Regions from separate parts of the Homo sapiens genome. Here region 1 is linked to region 2. Evidence: chromatin loops called from intact Hi-C (ENCODE). Cell type or tissue: CD4-positive, alpha-beta T cell. All regions are shown on one strand. Links, peaks and the distances in the headings refer to the core of each region. The heading gives the core; the rest is flanking DNA. Region 1 holds the start of BATF (basic leucine zipper ATF-like transcription factor). Region 2 overlaps ERG28 (ergosterol biosynthesis 28 homolog).

Evidence for each region. Hi-C counts contacts between places; a loop is a spot of excess contacts. Peaks named below come from ENCODE experiments on the same cell type or tissue, not always from the same donor. Only the 100,000 strongest peaks of a DNase experiment are listed, where the experiment ranks them.
Region 1: it touches region 2 in a loop (2.9-fold over the local background); 12 of 110 quality-filtered maps call a loop at or near these places.

The regions. Positions count from the first base shown.
Region 1 is chr14:75,517,599-75,527,670 of GRCh38, forward strand. It overlaps BATF (basic leucine zipper ATF-like transcription factor), which reads left to right and starts at 4,871. Exons shown (of 3, transcript NM_006399.5): 1 at 4,871-5,147; 2 at 7,486-7,590. The coding sequence starts at 5,085. It overlaps LOC105370572 (a long non-coding RNA gene), which reads left to right. Exons shown (of 3, transcript XR_944037.3): 3 at 1-2,176. RefSeq lists an enhancer at 4,839-5,168. In CD4-positive, alpha-beta T cell, for the core only: no CTCF peak of the experiment used is centred there; DNase peaks (open chromatin) are centred at 3,993, 4,293, 4,843 and 6,353; H3K4me3 peaks cover 2,880 bases; H3K27ac peaks cover 3,947 bases.
Region 2 is chr14:75,651,506-75,660,066 of GRCh38, forward strand. ERG28 (ergosterol biosynthesis 28 homolog) reads right to left here. Exons shown (of 5, transcript NM_007176.4): 2 at 5,865-6,028; 3 at 3,381-3,471; 4 at 266-384; 5 at 1-129. The coding sequence starts at 5,997. The coding sequence ends at 50. Among named protein-coding and RNA genes, the nearest start is that of ERG28, 5.1 kb to the right of the region's middle. In CD4-positive, alpha-beta T cell, for the core only: CTCF peaks have their summits at 2,821 (motif pointing left) and 3,021; a DNase peak (open chromatin) is centred at 2,806.

The sequences.
Region 1 (10,072 bases), core at 2,065-7,064, 130 kb before region 2:
AGCCAAGGTGTTCCTAGATTCCTGCCTCTCAAAAACTGTGTGAGATAATAGATGCTTATTGTTTAAAGTTGTTTAGGGTAACTCATTGTGTAGCAATAGATAGCTGAAACAGGAGGCTCTACATTTACTCTTTTTTTTTTTTTTTCTTGGAGACAGAGTCTTGCTGTGTCACCCAGGCTGGAGTGCAGTGGGGCAATCTCCGCTCATTGCAATCTGCGCCTCCCTGGTTCAAGCAATTCTCATGCCTCAGCTTCCCGGGTAGCTGGGACTACAGGAGTGCGCCACCATGTCCAGCTAATTATTTTGTATATTTAGTAGAGACAGGGTTTCACCATGTTGGCCAGGCTGGTCTCAAACTCCTGACCTCAAGTGATCTGCCTGCCTTGGCCTCCCAAAGTGCTGGGATTACAGGCATGAGCCACTGCACCCAGCCTACCTTTATTCTTAAAATGCCATAAATGCACAGAGTGTTTTGAGGAGTCTTTTATCCCAAAGTATTCCAACTATATTTCTTTTAAAAATTTAGGGCAATTAAGGCATTTTAATGCATGTGACCCTCCCCGCCCCACATTCCCCCACCCTTCATTATTTCAAACTGGAGTGGTCTTTTGAATTTTTTCCTGAACGTGTTTCCAGAAAGTTTATACCAAGTAAAACAGCTATATCCAAGTTCCTAGTAATTATTACAGCAATTACAAGGGTTCCAAGCCTAATAAAGTAATCTAAGGGCAGGAGGTTTGGAGGTATGGTTATTTCTTGGCATTCTTCTAATGACAGCCTGGAGCTGAGTAGCATCTTGGCAGTTGTCTACTGTTTGAATACGTTAGACTGCTCCCAACTCTGTCACTTGCTAACTGTGTGACCTTGGGCAAATGATCGAACTCTCTGTGCCTTAATTGCATATAAATTTTAGAATCTAATTATGATACCTGCTCTGTGGAATCCTGGGGAAGATTAAAATGAGATGTGGTAGAGCATGGTGCTTATAAGCATTGAACCAAATTGCCTGAGTTTGAGTCCTAGCTCCAGTGACTTTTCTAGCTGTATGATCTTGGGAATGTTACCTAATCTCCTTGTGCCTCAATATTCCACATACATAAAATGGGGTGAGGTGGGGAAACGGTGCTTACCTCCTGTGACTGTCATGAGAATTAAATGGAGCCAATTCATATACTATTCCCGGTACACAGTAAGTAGCATATGGCAAGGATGCTAGGTATAGTTGTGCAGGTTGTTCACTGTTCAAGGGCTCCAACCTGAGAGGTCAAGTGAGGGCTTGCCAGGCCATACGCTTTGGTATGAGGTTGCCTACCTAGAGGTGGCGCTGTTTTCTAGTTTGTACCAGGCCCTATATCAGCCAGCTGTCAGCATAAGGGTTTGTAGTATCCAGCAACCACTACCTTAATACTATCTTTAGGCTTTAGGCTGATGTTCACTGAGCGCATGCCAGTTTTATTATAACTGTTACTTGGTAGCTTCCTGGAGTTCTCCAGGATAACATCAGTGGGATGTGTATATCCCAAACCTTGCCATTACCATTCAGATACAATGCTGAAAATCAAATAAAAAATATTAGCAAGGTAAAAAGTTTAAAATCCTGCAGGACAATATTATATATTGCTTAGGCATACATACAGGTTTGGTTCAAGTATAGAAAAATGCATAAGAATGATAAACCCCACATCTGGATAATGGGTTACCTGGGGTGGGGAGGAAGCGGAATTAGAAAGGGATGAAGGAAGCTTCGGCTCTATTCATAATTTATTTCTTCAGCTTAATGGTGGCTACATAAGTGTTTATTATTTTTTAATCTTAAATATTTAAAAATAATGTATAATTAATACTATTAAATAAGACCCGTCTTTTTATGTAAAAACTAATTTTGCATTTCTCTCATTAGTCTCTGTTAAATATTAAATCAGTACATTGATTGGGAATGACAGAATCAAGCAATCATTCATTCAACAAGTGTTTACTTGTTGAATGATAGGATGTTCAAAGAGCTAAGAACTTCATCCATACGCTGTAATACTTAGAACGCTTGTAACATTTATAATAACCTGTTTGGTTATTTGACTATGTTTTCTTTTTTCTGTGAGAGCAGAGTCTCTGTCTTATTCATATTTAAGAATTCTGCTCTGTAATAGGTGATAAATAAATGTTAATTTAAACCGAATGAAACATAAATATGACTATTATTGTCCTGAAAGGGCTTTCAATACACTAGGATAATGCAGGTCATAAGTGCCATAAATGAAGAGCAAAGTGAATTCACTTATGCATTCATTCGTTTGAAAACCATTTACTCGGCATCTGTTAGGTACTGAGCATATGACTATAAACAAGAGAAACACAGACTTTGGTTTTTACAGGGCCCACTTCTCACCACTTTCATCACTGTCTAACTGGCCTATGCTGCCAGCATCTTTTGTTTGGATGGTTGCAGTAATCCAATACTGAAATCCTGACTCATCTCCCTGCTTCCACTTTGCTCCCCTATCGTAAAATCTCAACTGTGTCCAGAGAGATCCTCTAAAAACCTAAGTCAGATCATGTCACTCCTCTGCTCTGACACCTCCAATGGCTTCTCATCTGTAGGAGATTGTAGAAATTGCCACAATTAGTTAAATTTTTCCTATCGAGAAGTGAAGTCTGTTTCTCAACTCATTGAGTCTGAACTGGCCTTGTGACTCTCCTCGGCCAATAGAATGTGGCAGGTTCTGAGTTCTGTGCTAGCTCTGAGCCTGGGTTCCATGGGGCTTCGAATGCTTCTGCTCCTACTCTTGGAATCCTGCCACTATCAAATAAACATGCTCCGACCAGCCTGTTGGTGGATGAGAGACCATGTGGAGGAGAAATGCCCAAGGCAAAGCCAGGCCAGACCAGTCAATTATCAGCCAACCTACCAGCTGTCTGAGGACACATGACCGAGCCTAGCCGAGATCAGCCTAGCCCAGCCTATCCCCAAAGAACCTTTCAGATGACCCACAGACTCATGAGCCAAATAAATGGCTTGAGTCATCGAAGTTTCTGGTAGTTTTTTGGGCAGCGAACACTGATAGACTATCTCATTTAGACAAAAAGTCAAGCTTCTTTTTACTAACTGTATCCTCAGTACTTAGTGCCTGGCACATGGTAGATGCACCATGAACGTTTGTTGAATATATTAATAAAGGTGTAAATGGTTTTAACATTCTATTGAGGGAAACAGGAAAAAGATAAATCAGTAAACGAATAAAATAAGTATAAAATTGGGTAACTGCTATGGGAGAAATGAATAGTAGCTGAGGTAGAGGATAAGAATGAAGGTGGAAGGGGAAACCCTCCATGGGCTCACTGTGTCTTTCAGAATGAAAGCTAAAATCCTGATGTTGGCCTCTAAGGCCCTCCCTGACCGGGCCATTACCTCACTGACCTCATCGCCTGCCACTTTTGCTGCCTCTGATATCCAACTACCTGGCCCCCCTGCTCTTTTTCCAATACTCAAGCACACTTCCACCTCAGGTCCTGGAATGTCCTTCCCTGAGACACTCACCATTCACTCCCTCTCTTTCTTCGAATCTCTGCTCAGGTATCCCCTCTTTGGGCAAGGCCCTTCTGACCACCCAGAATTCCCTAACCTCCAACCCTGCTTTATTTTCCTCCATAGGAAAGGAATTTTGTCTTACTTAATTTAACCTTAGGGCAATATTGTCTTAGTCTAGAAATTCAGCTCATGGATACAAAAATCCTCTAGGAGCCGTAACTTCCTGTCAATCCTAAAATTTAATAAGGCAAATGTTTGGCTTCGAGCCATACTGGGAATAAGGTAAGGCCTTTTGAAAAAGCCACGATGCCCAGGTGAGGGTTGAATTGATCACTGAGAACCCTACAAATGCGCTCATGGCAAGGCTGGGAATACCCTACACTTACCCTCTCGGTCATTTACTTCAGAGTCTGCGGGGCATTCTAATCCGCGTTGTCATTTGCTTTGTGCCACATTCCTAAGAGGTAGGCAGGGCAGGTTTTATCATCCTCTGTTTACAGATGAAGATAATGAAGGTCACATAGCTCAAGTGAGCTACCCAGGGCCACAGACATACAAAGTGGTAGAACCAGAATTTAAATCTTGGTTGGTCTGACTCCAAGTGTAGTATTTGTTTCACTTTTTCTTTCTTTCTTTCTTTCTTTTTTTTTTTTAACTGTTTCTGCATTCTGGGTTCTGACCAGGTGACCTTGAATCATAAAGATTCAGGGCCTGTCTTGAGCTGCTCAATATGGAAGGCATCTTTTCTCTAAAGAGTGTGAGCTCCCTGCCAAGCAGCACAGGCGCTTAATAGGCTTTCAGAGCAGCAATTCTAGAACCTCCCTTGTGGCTTTCTGATCTCCCACAGCCCTTGTGTTTGATGGTCAGGAAAGGAGAATACCCTTGGATCGTCTTATCTCCAGACCACCCCGAGGCTGGCTGGACTTAAGGGGTGAGGAAAGACAAGATGGGTGAGCAGCTGCTTTCGGCTGAAAACCAGAAAGAAATCCCAGTGTTTTTGCTTTATTTTGGTTTAAAAATCAAGTCGTATGACAATGGAAACATTTTCCTGGTTGTCCTCTCCTCTCTGCCCATGTTGACAGAAGACGGACTTGCTAATTCTGGCTGGGGTTTTTCCCTGCCTGGGCTGTTTTTCTCTTTTATCTTCATCAATTGAAGAGGGCTGCTGTGTCTTTCAAACTGTCGGAAGGTATCTGTATTTTTTTTTCTTTCACATAATTCTGTAGGTCTTTTCCCAGATATGTATTTTTCTCTCTAACTTCTAACTCGCTGAAGTTTCCGCCCATGTGACTTCCAGCGTGAGTTACCAGAAACCACAAGAGAGAGAGAGAGCGTGCAAGCCCCAAAGCGAGCGACATGTCCCTTTGGGGAGCAGTCCCTCTGCACCCCAGAGTGAGGAGGACGCAGGGGTCAGAGGTGGCTACAGGGCAGGCAGAGGAGGCACCTGTAGGGGGTGGTGGGCTGGTGGCCCAGGAGAAGTCAGGAAGGGAGCCCAGCTGGTGACAAGAGAGCCCAGAGGTGCCTGGGGCTGAGTGTGAGAGCCCGGAAGATTTCAGCCATGCCTCACAGCTCCGACAGCAGTGACTCCAGCTTCAGCCGCTCTCCTCCCCCTGGCAAACAGGTAGAGTCCTCCTTTTTCTCTCTCCTACCTTCTGATTCTCCTGGGGGATGGAAAGAGAGCCAGGCTTCCTTGTCCTGCCCAGGGAGCTGAGGATGGAGGAAGTGGCTCGTTGCACGGGCACTCTGTTAGACTTAGGACATGGAATTTGCTACTAAGCTGTGCATATTGGCAGAGATCCTCATCCTTCCACCCATTCTGCCAAAGCCCCTTTTTCTCTCCATTTTCCAAGGCTGCCTATCACCTCTGCCTCACTGGGGTTGCCACCCTAAAAAGCTTTCTAGGAAGCAAAGAGGAGGATGAACATCAAAGAATGCAGAGAAAAGAGTCTACTGTTCTCCAAGGCTGTAGAAAAGTGAGAGGAGTTTTCAAGTGGGCCGCTGGCATGCACAGCTCAAATCCTAGATATGCAGTTTCCCAGGAGACAGCCAATAGGGAAGGGGAGAAAAGGGGTTAGGGAAAAGTTAAAAAAAAAAAAAAAGAAGAAGAAGAAGAGGAAGAAGGAGGAGGAGGAGGAGAAACCCAGGCTAGCATAGAAGGATCTCTCTACTGGGGCACTGCCTCTGTTGCTAGCACAGCCAGCAAGGGGAGATGCTAGAGGTCCAGCCAATATCTCTTTGCTTGTGGCTTCTGGATAGGAGCAAGGAAATGAATGAGGAGGTGGCTCTGGAAATTTGTTGGAAGACATTTGCTGGTAGTTCATCTTAGCTCTGGGGAAACCAGAGAGACTGAGATAGGGATTGTGGGAGCATTTGGAGTCTAGATTGTGACTTCCAAGTCCAAAGGTTTTAGCTTGAGGATTACCAAAAAAGGAGTGCCCTGCCCATCTCACAGCTTCTAGGGTTTTGTTCTGCACCACACTCTTGACATCCCTTGCTGTAGGAAGCCCTCCTCTTTCTCATCCGACATGTATCCGTGGGTTAAAATTTTCTCAACCTTCATAGTTTAAAAACTTCATTCTTTCCTTAGCACAGATATCCACAAGGGTTTTCAAAATGCTGCAGCCAAAATAAAAGTATATAAATATTGAACAGGGCGTATATCCTAAGCCTCTAATAACGGAGCAGCAGGCTGGGATGAGTCTGGGTGGAGACCTCTAGAAGGCACAGAATCCAGTCTGCTGCTCAAGATGGTGTCAGAGTGGCTCTGACTGCCTGGAAGTTTGTACTTTTCTTAGGAAGGAAATTACTCATGGCTTCCATGGTAACCTGGTGCCCCATCCCCCTTAGAGGAAGAGCACTTCCTTCCTATCTATGCCAATGACCTCCTACCACAAAGGCCTGAAAGTATTGGACATGTTGGTGAGCCCAGTACTTAGTGATCCCAGAGCTTTGCCCTTGGATCTGTGCCCCTCTAGCCTGTGGGAGACGTGGAAGGGAACAGGGCATGAGTTGCCAGGACTCCTACACCTACACTGCAGCATCTGGGAGAGAACTGGAGCTAACCTCTCTGCCCAGGCACAGGACATGCCTCTCTCTGGGTGTAATTAGAGAACACCCAAAGATCCCCTTATCCTACCAAGCACCCATCTACTGCCCACCACAGCCAGGTCACCTCCACCATTAACGTTCTTTTTGGCATTGATGTGCCAGGCATTGTGCTGGGGCCATGGGGAATGTCACAGTGGCTGAGCACAACGGAAGGAAAGAGGAGGCAGATCTGGGATGCACCCTCAGCTCAGGAATGCAGCAGAAGACCACATGGGGTGCAGAGTAGCTAGCGGGGAAGGGTCTTGGAAAGCCATTGGGCTCAGCACCAGAAGATGTAGCACTCTCAGATGACCAGGAGTCCTTGGGCACACTCTTAGAGCCTCAGTTTCCTCACATATAAAATGGAAATGATGATATCAACTTCACAGCATTGGGGAATTAAACAAGAGCACTTCTGAAAGAACACTTGCCCAGAGGTTGGCATATAGTAGGCACTCAACAAAGTCTGAAAAAAAGAAAACAGCTAAAAGAACAGCAAGAAGAGCCTAAAGGCCAAAAAGTGAGAGGGCGAGGGTGGAGCAGCCCTACAGAGGAGAGGTGATAAAACACACTTCATCGCCTTAACCATTTTTTTTTTTTTTGGCCAAATACAGCTCTATTGAGTCCTCAAGTTCTCTTTTCTTTTTCCTGTAGCTATTGGTCAAAAAAGTCAGAGACCTGGGAATGTGTAAGCAGGCATGGAGAAGAGCTCTCCTTCGGGTGCAGGCTTTTGGTAAATAGAGGGATGGAGGGTTCATGCAGAGACGAAGGCATGGAAGGATGGCTGGACGGATACCACACACCACCAGAGCCTGCTTTCACTCAGAAGGGAGATGCAGACCCATGTAATCCTCCCCGTCTCTGCTTCCCAGGACTCATCTGATGATGTGAGAAGAGTTCAGAGGAGGGAGAAAAATCGTATTGCCGCCCAGAAGAGCCGACAGAGGCAGACACAGAAGGCCGACACCCTGCACCTGGTAAGTGTTCAGATCAATCTTCATCCTCGTGAGCTTTAGGCTTTGCCCTCCGCCATCTGGGAACCCTTGGACCATAGCTTTGATTCTGCTTGTGTGGGGATGTGTATGTGGGGTGGGTTAGTGGAGGGTGAGGGCCGTGGGGTGAGGTAGGGAAGGGAAGCTGTCGTGAGAGTGCTTTAAGAAGGCTCTGTAGTCCGGGCGTGGTGGCTCACACCTGTAATCCCAGCATTTTGGGAGGCCAAGGCGGGTGGGTCACCTGAGGTCAGGAGTTCGAGACCAGCCTGGCCAACATGGTGAAACCTCGTCTCTACTAAAAATACAAAAAATTAGCCAGGCATGGTGGTGCATGCCTGTAGTCCCAGCTACTTGGGAGGCTGAGGCAGGAGAATCACTTGAACAGGCAGAGGTTGCAGTGAGCCGAGATCGCGCCATTGCATTCAAACCTGGGTGATAGGAGTGAAACTTCATCTCAAAAAAAAAAAAAAAAAAATAGAAGGCTCTGTAGCAGGGAATGGGCCAGGAGGCTGAACAGAGAAATGGGCCTTTCTACCCCAGGAGGGCTCAAGGGGTGGGAGAAGGCAGAGCTGTATTGGGAAAGAATTTAGAAGGTATCAAGTGCTTTGGGGACGGCCCATTGTCTCGCAGTGCAAGGACCACACATAGTCGCATCCCTTGGCAGAGACCCAAATGCCCCTGCATTTGACACAAGGAAATTCACAGGGCGCTGTACCAGATTCCTCTTTTCAGAGCATTATTAAAGTCTTATTTTGAAATTTCTGTCTTTAATGGTATCCCAAGGGGTCTATGAAAGATGCAATTTCAAGTGCCCTTATCTGGGATGATCACCATCCTAGTTGAGTTGCCTCTAGTCCCAAATTTTTCTAGAGAAAGCTTTTACCTCTGTCTTGAGTGGTCCAGGGGCCTTGAGCAGTGCTGAACTGCAGTTCCGCCAGTGGCCAAGGCCCTAGATGGTGTTTCTAGGTTCTGGCTGTGCCCCTTATAAAGTACTGCTTCCTCCCCATTGCTCATACCTTACCACCTTACCTCTCTTCACTCTGCCCCCAGTATGGTTCTTGTTCAACCAACTCTTCACTAGTTCCTTTCTCTCCATCCCCTCATCCCCTTCCCTAGCAACTCTACCTTCCTGCCCTTGCTCCAGAAACATTCCCTTACCTCTAATAGCCTAGCAATTCCTTTCCATGGAAAAAGTGCAATTGGCACCAAAAATCAATAAGCTTGTATTTATCTGGAAGATTAGCATGATAATCAGCCAGTTAGAATGGCTGTGTTAACCGTATCAAGAATAAGTAAGTAAGATGTAGTTTTAGGGGAAATAATGCATCTTTCAGCTTTACAAGGAAACAGAGCAGACTGCACCAACAGCTCTGATTGGGTGCTTGGGTTTTATTTGAAATGTATTCAGCTTACACTCCATTGCACACTAACATTAAATTCACAGCTATTTGTTAACTTTTTGGAAAGAATGAATGAACAGAAAGTCTGTACTAACTGTGCTCAACAGTCTGAATGTCAAGTTTTTGGTGGCCCTGCTGCTTGTATGTTCTCCATGATTTCACTGTGTCCCCACATTCTGGTTTACCACCTTAAGCTTGAACATCTATGATCCTTACCTCTTTCTCTATCAGAGTCTGATTCTGATTCACTATTCTTTAGGGCAAGCAAACAGACCAATCAAAATTTAAAAGGATAAAATCTTCCTTGTGTACAAGTAGACAATGTCCTCAGACTGGCAAACTGCTGTAAGCTTTTTAAGTGTGTACCTGTTTTCTTAAGTGGAATGTAAGTATAGTTCGGCAGCTCAGCAGTCAGAACAGGGATTGAATCCCAGCCCTGCTGCCTACTATCTGTGTGACAGAGACGTTCTTGGCCTCCCTTGGGCTTGGTTTCCTTATCTAGAAAATGGAAAATGACAATAACTACCCTATACAGATCGTACATTTAAAGAGCCCAACACAATGCCTGTCATTCATAAATACTCAAAAATTTAAGTATAATAAGAGTAATAATAATTATCATAAGAAGCAAGATAATCACAAATTATACACACATTTTATATATATATGAAAACATATATACATTTTGTGTATATTTAATCACAGAAGCTCAGGGTTGAAAGGTTTCTTAAAGGCTAGAAAGTTTAGACATAAGTTTGATGCTTCAGACTTCTCTGCAACACCTCCAGCCAATGGTCCCATTGTATGCCTGGTCACTTCTAGGGCTGGAGATCTTCCTCTCTCCCAATTTATGAACAGAAGAGTCTTTCCTATGTTAAGCTGCACCCCTGTCTCCCTGTAAATTCAACTCACTGGTCTTCATCCAAACCCTTGGGGAACGTATTAATGAGGGTGACACAGATGTCTCTTTGCTGCGGCAAGGCTTTCAGCACTGAATCAGCTCTCTCCCTCTCCAAGACAAATGTCAGAGCCCAAAGAGTCAGCTCATCTAATTATACAAGTCATGT
Region 2 (8,561 bases), core at 1-5,000:
GATGGCCAAGGTGGAAAACGAGAAAGTCCTGGAGGTGATAATGCTGGCCTCAGTTTCTCTTCTTCTGTCTGGATACTGGTTCTACTTCTAGATACCGGAGCCCGACCAGCATACCCAGGATGGAGAAACCTTAAATACAGAGGAAAGACTAGTGACTAACATACATACGGTACCTTTCTTCTCTCTCTCTCCTGTGTCCACCCTCTGTACTAGCTCTAGAGCTGGCACAGCTCCTGTAGGAGGTCTAGGGTGGTTGGATGCTTACTTGCCACCATCAGGGGTGCCAGGACGCCAATCGTGGGAGCTGCAGTTCCATAGACAAACAACTCAGAGAGGAAATGCCCCAGGGCAAGGAGGAAGGTCCAGAGTGTGATGTGATAGAGCCTATAAGGAAGCAGACAGAAATGGGAACCAAAGTTACTGTTTGTTCAGAACAGAGGAAAAGTATCAGACTTCATACAGACAAATAAGAACCCAGGATGTCATTAAGACTTAAAAGAAAGGACACTTGTTCCTGAGGAAGAGCTGGTTATTTGATCACAACGATATTCTCATCTAGGGCAAAACTGAAGGTTTCAACTGCTAAACTGAGAGGAGAATGGTTCAGGCATCCAGAATGAACGTCCAGGTCTCAGCAAAGTGGTGAACTCAGCTATAGCAAAGCAGAGCCTGAATGATGACAATCGCAGGCAGTGTAGACAACTTTGGATCCAGCACGCTTACATATTCTATTTATCCAAATTGGTTGACTCTGCAGTCTAATCCCACCTGGCAGGCATCTGGCCATGCACTTGTCGGTGTTTATAAGATGGATGCCACAGAACGAACGGCCTCATGGGGAGTAAGGAGCAAGGACACCTCTGGGGCTTTTAGATGCTCTTGCAATATACGTTGGTTACTTTGTGCCTTAGCCTAGAAAAGTAGTCACATTGAGGACATGGTGACAACCTCATGGGAAAAGAACTTATCTTTCAGCTTTGACTATAAGGTAGAGAAGAGACAGGCTACTAGGTGACTGACCACTTTGTTTGCTGATATCTTTTTAGTATAAAATTTTTTAAAATTATGAAATACTTCAAACATACAAAAAAATTACTGAACACTATAATGAACACCAATGCAACCAACACCCAGCTCCCTCAGATCTTAACATCTTGACATTTTGTTTCAGACTCTTCTAATAAAAACTTACAGAGAAGAGTTAAATCATCCTGTGTATACTTATCCTGCTCTAAGTCTGTTCTCCCTCATCCCCACAAGTAACTGGTATCTTACATTTGATTTGTATCTCTCCTGTGCATATTTTTACACCTTTTTTTTTTTTTTTTTTTTTTTTGAGACAGACTCTTGCTCTGTCTCTCAGGCTGGAGTGCAGTGGCACAATCTTGGCTCACTGCAACCTCCGCCTCTTGGGTCAAGTGATTCTCCTGCCTCAGCCTCCTGGAGTAGCTGGGACTACAGGTGCACACCACCACGCCCAGCTAATTTTTGTATTTTTAGTAGAGATGGGGTTTCGCCATGTTGGCCAAGCTGGTCTCAAACTCCTGATCTCAAGTGATCTGCCCACCTTGGCCTCCCAAAGTGCTGGGATTACAGGCAGAAGCCACCCGCGCCTGGCCCATTGTGGAAACAATATGTATGTGTGTTGACTTTCAGTCTCTAGTTAGGGAGGGAATAGGATCAGAATGCACATCAGAAGTGCATCGATCAAAGTCCTAGGCTAGAAAGGTCTAGAAACAGGAGTCAGCGTTTGCAGCTGTCCTGTGTGGGGAGAGGTGAAAGTAAATGGTAACTGAGGTAAAGATAAGTCTGGGTCAGGCCGGGCACAGTGGCTGAAGCCTGTAATCCCAGCACCTTGGAGGCCAAGGTGGGTGGATCACGAGGTCAGGAGTTCGAGACCAGCCTGGCCAACATGGTGAGAACCTGTCTCTACTAAAAATACAAAAATTAGAGGGGCATGGTGGTGCGCGCCTGTAATCCCAGCTACTGGGGAGGCTGAGGCAGGAGAATGGCTTAAACCCAGGAGGCGGAGGTGGAGGTTGCAGGGAGCTGAGATTGTGCCACTGTACTCCAGCTTGGGTGACAGAGCAAGACTGTCTCAGAAAAAAAAAAAAAAAGAGATAAGTCTGGGTTGTCTTCGCTCACTTCAAAAGCACAACAATCAAAAGATATATCCCTCATACTCATCAGCAATTCTTCATTGTGGTACAGGTCTTTAAAATGATTGTTCAATCCTCCCTTCCTCTTAGTCACCCTGAGAGGTAGAACAGATATCTATTCTCATTTTATGGATGAAGAGGCCAAGGTGCAAGGAAGGTGAATAATGGACTTGCTACTGCAAAGCTAGTTACCAACAGAACTGGGCCCAGAACTAAACACACTGCTTCCAAAAGTATGTGTCATTCTAGGACAAGTAAACTGCAGGTTCAAGTTTGAAAAAAAATTAAAAAAAAAAATAAGGTTGAAGAGATCAAACGGCTAATAGCCCTGCTTCAAATCTCACTTGAGTCAGTCTTTCTTTAAACTAACTGTATCTCTAATATTTAGATGTGCAAAATCAGGAATGAAAATCATGACCTCCAGGGCTGCTAAGAAAAGACTTAATCAAGATCACGTAGATAAAAGCTCAGCATAATAAGAGGGGCTCAATAAATATTATCGCCTCCTGTTTTCCCCAGATGCCAAGAGCCTGGATAAGACAGAAAAACATTTTAATGTGAAGTTGGCATTCAGATAGCCTCCCTCGGTGACCTGAACAAACTGTTTCCACCTAGAGTGTGATGATGACTCCCGCTGGGAAGAAAGCTCGAGCCCCCTCTAGTGGCCAGCACTGGTTATGGCTTCTGATTGCCTGCAATTGTTCCACCCTGGTCTGTTTGAGTACCCAAGACAGGTAGATTCAGGAGCCCTAGCTTCTCTTTCACCCTCACCTGCTGATGCTGCATACACATACAACAGTTTACTTGTGGGTTCCTCTTTTTTCATGGATTGTGATTTCTGTTCATTCCTGCTTCTTAAGGAGGAATGTGAGAAAGGTATGTGTGGGTGGCTACTCTAAAAAGAGCATACCACTCTACTTCTTTAGTAGAAGAAGGGCTGATTCTTTCATAAAGAAGTGGAGGGGCATGATGCAGGCCACTGGATAATGGCCTGCCAGTTTGCTATGTCAGTTCCAAAGAATTTTCAGACTTTAATGAAGACCTGTTAGGTCTACTATGTTTTCTAGGCTTGGAGGGAATGTAACCTGTGAGTTTTTTATTATTCACATTCTAAGCTAATGCATTAAAATGATTAACAGTTCCCATTACTCAAGGTAACAGGTATGCCTCGCATCTGATTTCCAACAAAAGGATGCTAAAGCTCTTCCTTCCCTTACATACGTCTTGTTGTGAATGTCAATGGCACAGAGGCAGCGAATCACTGATGAGAGCAGCGTCCAGATCCCAAAGGTCCGAGCTTGGAGGCCATTCACTGTGTAGCAGAAAAAAGCAAGAGTGTTCAGAAGGGGAGACTTGAGGTTCCTTCCAAACTCCTCCTATTTCACTGGTGGTTCATGGGAGATAGGGAGCTGGACCTGACCTCTCTGTGGCTGGGCAGGATGGAGGTCCTAGTGGCAACATGGGAACTAGAAGGAATAGAAGGAATTCCAGAATGAGAACTTCTCAGATTCTCTTCAAATGTCTACAGTTGGAAGGGAAGTTCCAAGAGTGGAAACCCACAAAGAGCCCAGTTAGGCAAATAACTCCTAGATATAGTAATTTACCCCTTTTGTCCTGGAAGCCTAGAGGGTCTGGATCAGGACAGGTTTTGGGGAACGTTGTAGAGACTGATCTGGAAATGCAAGATGCCCAGGAGGCCAGCAGACTTTCAAGGCTGATCCAGGAGAGAACTCAGAGATACTGGGGACCAATTTAGATGCCCATATATGGTCTTTAAGATATGTGAGTGCCTGGGTCTCTTCCTGCATCCAGATCTATGCTGTTGGATGAACCAATACCAGGTTGGTTTCCTGTGTGCATGGCAGTGGGACAAAGCACTGTTTCTTTGGTGTTTGCTGGGGGCATCCTGCTGTTGGTAGCTTTGTTCTGACATTGCTGTATTAAATATCTTGTCCTGAAAGTATAGGTCATATTCCACCATAACAGTGGTTCTTGACTTTGGGCATTTATTACAATCAACTGAGGTAGTTTTATAAAATTACAAGGCCTGGGTACCAGACCAACTATATCGTATTCTCTGGAGGAGGGCCCCAGGCATAAGTATTTTCTAGAAACTCCCTGTTTGGGTAATTTAAATGCAAAACCATTGAGCTAAGGCATCCAGTGGCTCGGGGATGCCAAAACAGTGAAAGCAAAGATACTTCCTTTGCTGGTCTACTACCTGCTGAGTAAGATAAATTTTAAGGGACAAAATTGACAACTGAAAAGTCTACTAATGTTTACTTGGGCTTTAAGGATTTTTCCAGCCTTTGGAAAATCAGACAGCTCTCCCAAATTCACAATACTGAAGACCATTAGATGGTAGTGAGAAAAAATTCCATATGCCAACCAAATATCTAGCATTAGCCCTGGATAGCTATATTCTTTATAAACCAATTTGATAATGAGAAGACTAAGGACGTTTCTCTAGTTAAGAGTACTCAACCAGCCCTAACCAGATTAGGTATGAGGTGAAATTCTGTGGGACACTTTAGAGCACTGCTACTTTCAGAAGAGTACCATGAAGGCCCCTAGATCACAAGGGAGATGGCAGCCTCAGCTTCCGTGCTGGCTGAACACACACACACACACACACACACACACACACACACACACACACATAAAGTTCTGCTCAGCTATATGCCTTTAAGTCACATGACCTCTGGACCTCTTTGCCTCAACTTTAAACTCAAAGGGCTAGACCAGATGACCTCTAAAAATGTGTGAATCTATATAGGGTTCCATGACCACCTGAGGGCAGCATTTGAAGGTGAAAAGATGGAATTATTCTGCTCACTTTCCCAGGTTCTTTACTCTTATTATATTTGAGCTTTCTTAAAATGAGCCTTAGCCTACTTAATTTCATTTTATACTCAGACACTGCAGAAAAACGAGCTAGGTCAGAGCCTGAATCTGGGTTAGCTATAAATGTGACACAGAATTGTCATCTGCTGTGAAACAGTGCTGCAGCTTAAACTACCCCACACATCAGCGTGATGAAGTGGAAGCTGAAATGGACACTCTCAGTAGAGAGGCTCAGGAAGCCAGGAAAGGCTGCCATGGGCCTTCTTAAGTTTCATTTTGGGAGACCAACTTGAAGGGATTTTAAATACCTTCTCAGGGACTATGTCACGGAAGACCTTGAATTAATAACTCTCCATCTGTAACATGGAATATGAGTCATGTAAGCCCCAGAATCATGTAAACCTGATTCTGAAGAGGGCTTTGAGATATATGTAAAGCTTCTTTATGGCTTTCTTGTCAGGCATCACAGAGTCACCAAGTAAGTCTATTTCCTCACTTGCCCTTATAATGCTTTTTTTTTTTTTTTTTTAAATACATGAATTGCCCAGGGCAGTGTAAAATCAATGAAAAGTATTCAGAGAAGCTTGGGGGAAAAAGGGTCAAGTGCTCACCACAAAGTCTATTACTCCAGTAGCTGCCAAAGGCTAGCTAAGGCAGCATCAGAATCATCTGGGAAGTGTTTTAGCAACTGGATTCCTGAGCTCCACCCAGGTTCAATAAATAGGTTTGGTGAGGGAAATGGGTACCTGTGTTTGTTGACGTTTCCTAGGTTACTCTGATGTACAGCCTGGTTTGGGAACCACAGCATAGGGCCAGTCCTATAAGTCCTATAAAGGATGCAGAAATTCTTTGATTTCTTACCAAGGTTTGGCTTGCCAGTGTAGAGCTTTTCATAGAGAAAAGTGTGGTCTCGGAAGCTCTGCAGCGTGTTCCCCATGGCTATGATGGACACCATAACCAGCCAACTTCTTAACACATTCAGGAAACGGCTCATGACTCCCCTCAAACGTGGGAGGGCTTTTTGCCTTGGAAACAAAGGCAGAGGACATGAGACAATGAGGGCCAGTCTATGTTAACCATAAGCAGGAAGGGAGGAAGAATGAAGCAGGCCAAAAAAAGAAATTCAGTCACACTAATAGTGGTGAATGAACAGTATACTTTGCAATAAGTGGCACAGTACTTATCCTTGTCTAAGCAATTTCTCCAAAATATTACCCTAAATCAGAACTCCTTTTTCTGGGTTGGAATCAGTCCTCTATCTTTACTTCTATACCTTCATGTTTTCATGCCATTCCTTCGTAATGCAAATAGCTCAAAGGCGATTATAACTATACTCACAGACACCTGCCTGGCTATTGATGACGGATTCTTCCAAGTGTATGGAACTTTATAAATTTGAGTAGGACTTATGGTGTGAGGTCACTATTTACATCCCTAGGTTTTCTGGACTCTGGTTCTCAGGTATACCATGCTCCATAAACTAGAAGAACAATCTAAAAGTTAAAAATAAACTGCTGTGTGTCAACTCCAAATAAAATCCTAAGCCCATCACGGACTGAACAGAGCCCCTCTTGGCCTAGGGGACCCCAGAAAAATCCTAAAACTGAGCTCCTGGCCATGACAAGATGGGAGGTCTGACATGCCCTGTTATATTCGTTGTGTTTTCAGGTTTAGAGACAGCAACTTACCAGCATTAAAGTTAAAATAGAGATCATAAGAATGACACAACAGATTCTTTGTGCAATAAGATACCAAATTATAAACAAGACCTAAGGCCATGCCAGGCAAGGGTTAAGTTACACACTCCTACATTTAAAGAATAAAAGTTATATTCTGCCACAAGGTTTTTTTTTTCTCCAGCAGCTAGATGAACACTGGCCTTGAGATAAGCAATATTAAAACAATTGCAGCTCATCCAGCTCACAGAGGCTGACTACCTGACCCCTGTTCCACCAGTTGTAACTACAGCTTTGATTGGACAAGAGACTGATTTCAGTAATTTTCTCCAGATAAGACCACCAACCGTGGACTGCTCCTGGCCAGTTTAGCAGGATCACACACTTGAGTGTCTTGGTGTCCTGAAAAGACTTTTTGACGTATAGAGCCTAGGTGTGATAGACTTAAATGTTAGGTCTCCACTCCAAAGTGAACAGGGTTCATATGTGGTTACATATGTTTGTTCAATATGCATGTGTCAGGACAACCTTCAGGAATATTCACAGCTCCTCCTGTAACCTGTCGAATGTGTATGTTTAGCAAACCTGTTCAGCATGAAGCTCTACCCCAAACCCTTCTCCTTCAAAGTAACTGTCTCTGGTCTTGGTGGGAGGCACTCTTCCCTGTTGGGTGGCTGTAACCCTTTGCAAGAGATAAAGCCTCTTTTCCTTTTTTCCAAATTTATAAATTGTGTGTGTTTAAGTTAACGTGTGAGTTTAGGACTAGTAAGAAAATTATATAGCGAAGGAAACAGCAATCTTGGTGTTGGGTTGCAAGAAAATAATAGGTTTCAGTCATTGAGCACTTACACCGTGAACTGTGCCAAGCACCTAACATATATTACCATTTAATCTTTACAATGAGGTAAGCAGGCACTATTAATATTTCCATCTTACAGATGAGGGTTGGAACAGAGAGGTTAAACAAGTTTCTTAAGGTCACACAGCAAAGTTGGCAGAGCTGAGATAAGAATCATGGTCTGCTGGACTGCTGCAGTGCTACCTCATTGTTTGAGACTATTTTAATGAAGTTCCCATTTTTTGAGAAAGAAAAGCATACCATATCCACTTTTGTCTTCAAGTTGTATGGAAAATACAATTAGATTACATACTTTTTGTTTTTTAATTTATTATTTATTTATTTATTTTTTTGAGACAGGGTCTTGCTCTGTCACACAGGCTGGAATGCAGTGGCATAGTCATGGCTCATTGCAGCCTTGAAATCAAAGGCTTAAGTGATCCTCCTACCTCAACCTCTCCACTTGGGCTCAACTGATCCACTCACCTTGGCCTCGCCTCCCAAATGCTGGGATTACAGGTGTGAGCTACAGCACCCAGCCTTTTTTTTTTTTTTTTTAAGGCTTAGTTCAACTCTTGTTGAGTAGTAATTTCAGTTAGTCTGATTTAAATAAAACCAAAATAGATAAATAATCTAATAATGGAATGACTTTTTCCCATCCTCATTATTATTTTCTTGGTCCACGGTTTATCTGTTGTCAGGTTAACCTCTTGGGCCTGAAGTGGTAATAAACTAACAGGCTTTCTTTGTCACTTTGGCAATACAAGTTTCGGTATTGTTCTCTGCTACCCAGTGGGACAGATATTAAAGTCAGCAATGGCCCAAGACAGTGTGAAACACCGCCGCCCCCCCCCGCCAACTCCCCGCCCCAAACAAGCAATAAAGAGATCTAGAGAAGGAAGGGTGAATTGATGAGCCCTTCAGGGAGAGCTGGATCACAAAGGTGGTCTCTGTCGAAGATCAGAGAGACTGAGGGTCTACTGGACATCACAGGCCATTATCATTTGGGCCAAGATCCACCCATCCTCTTTATTTTCTCACTCT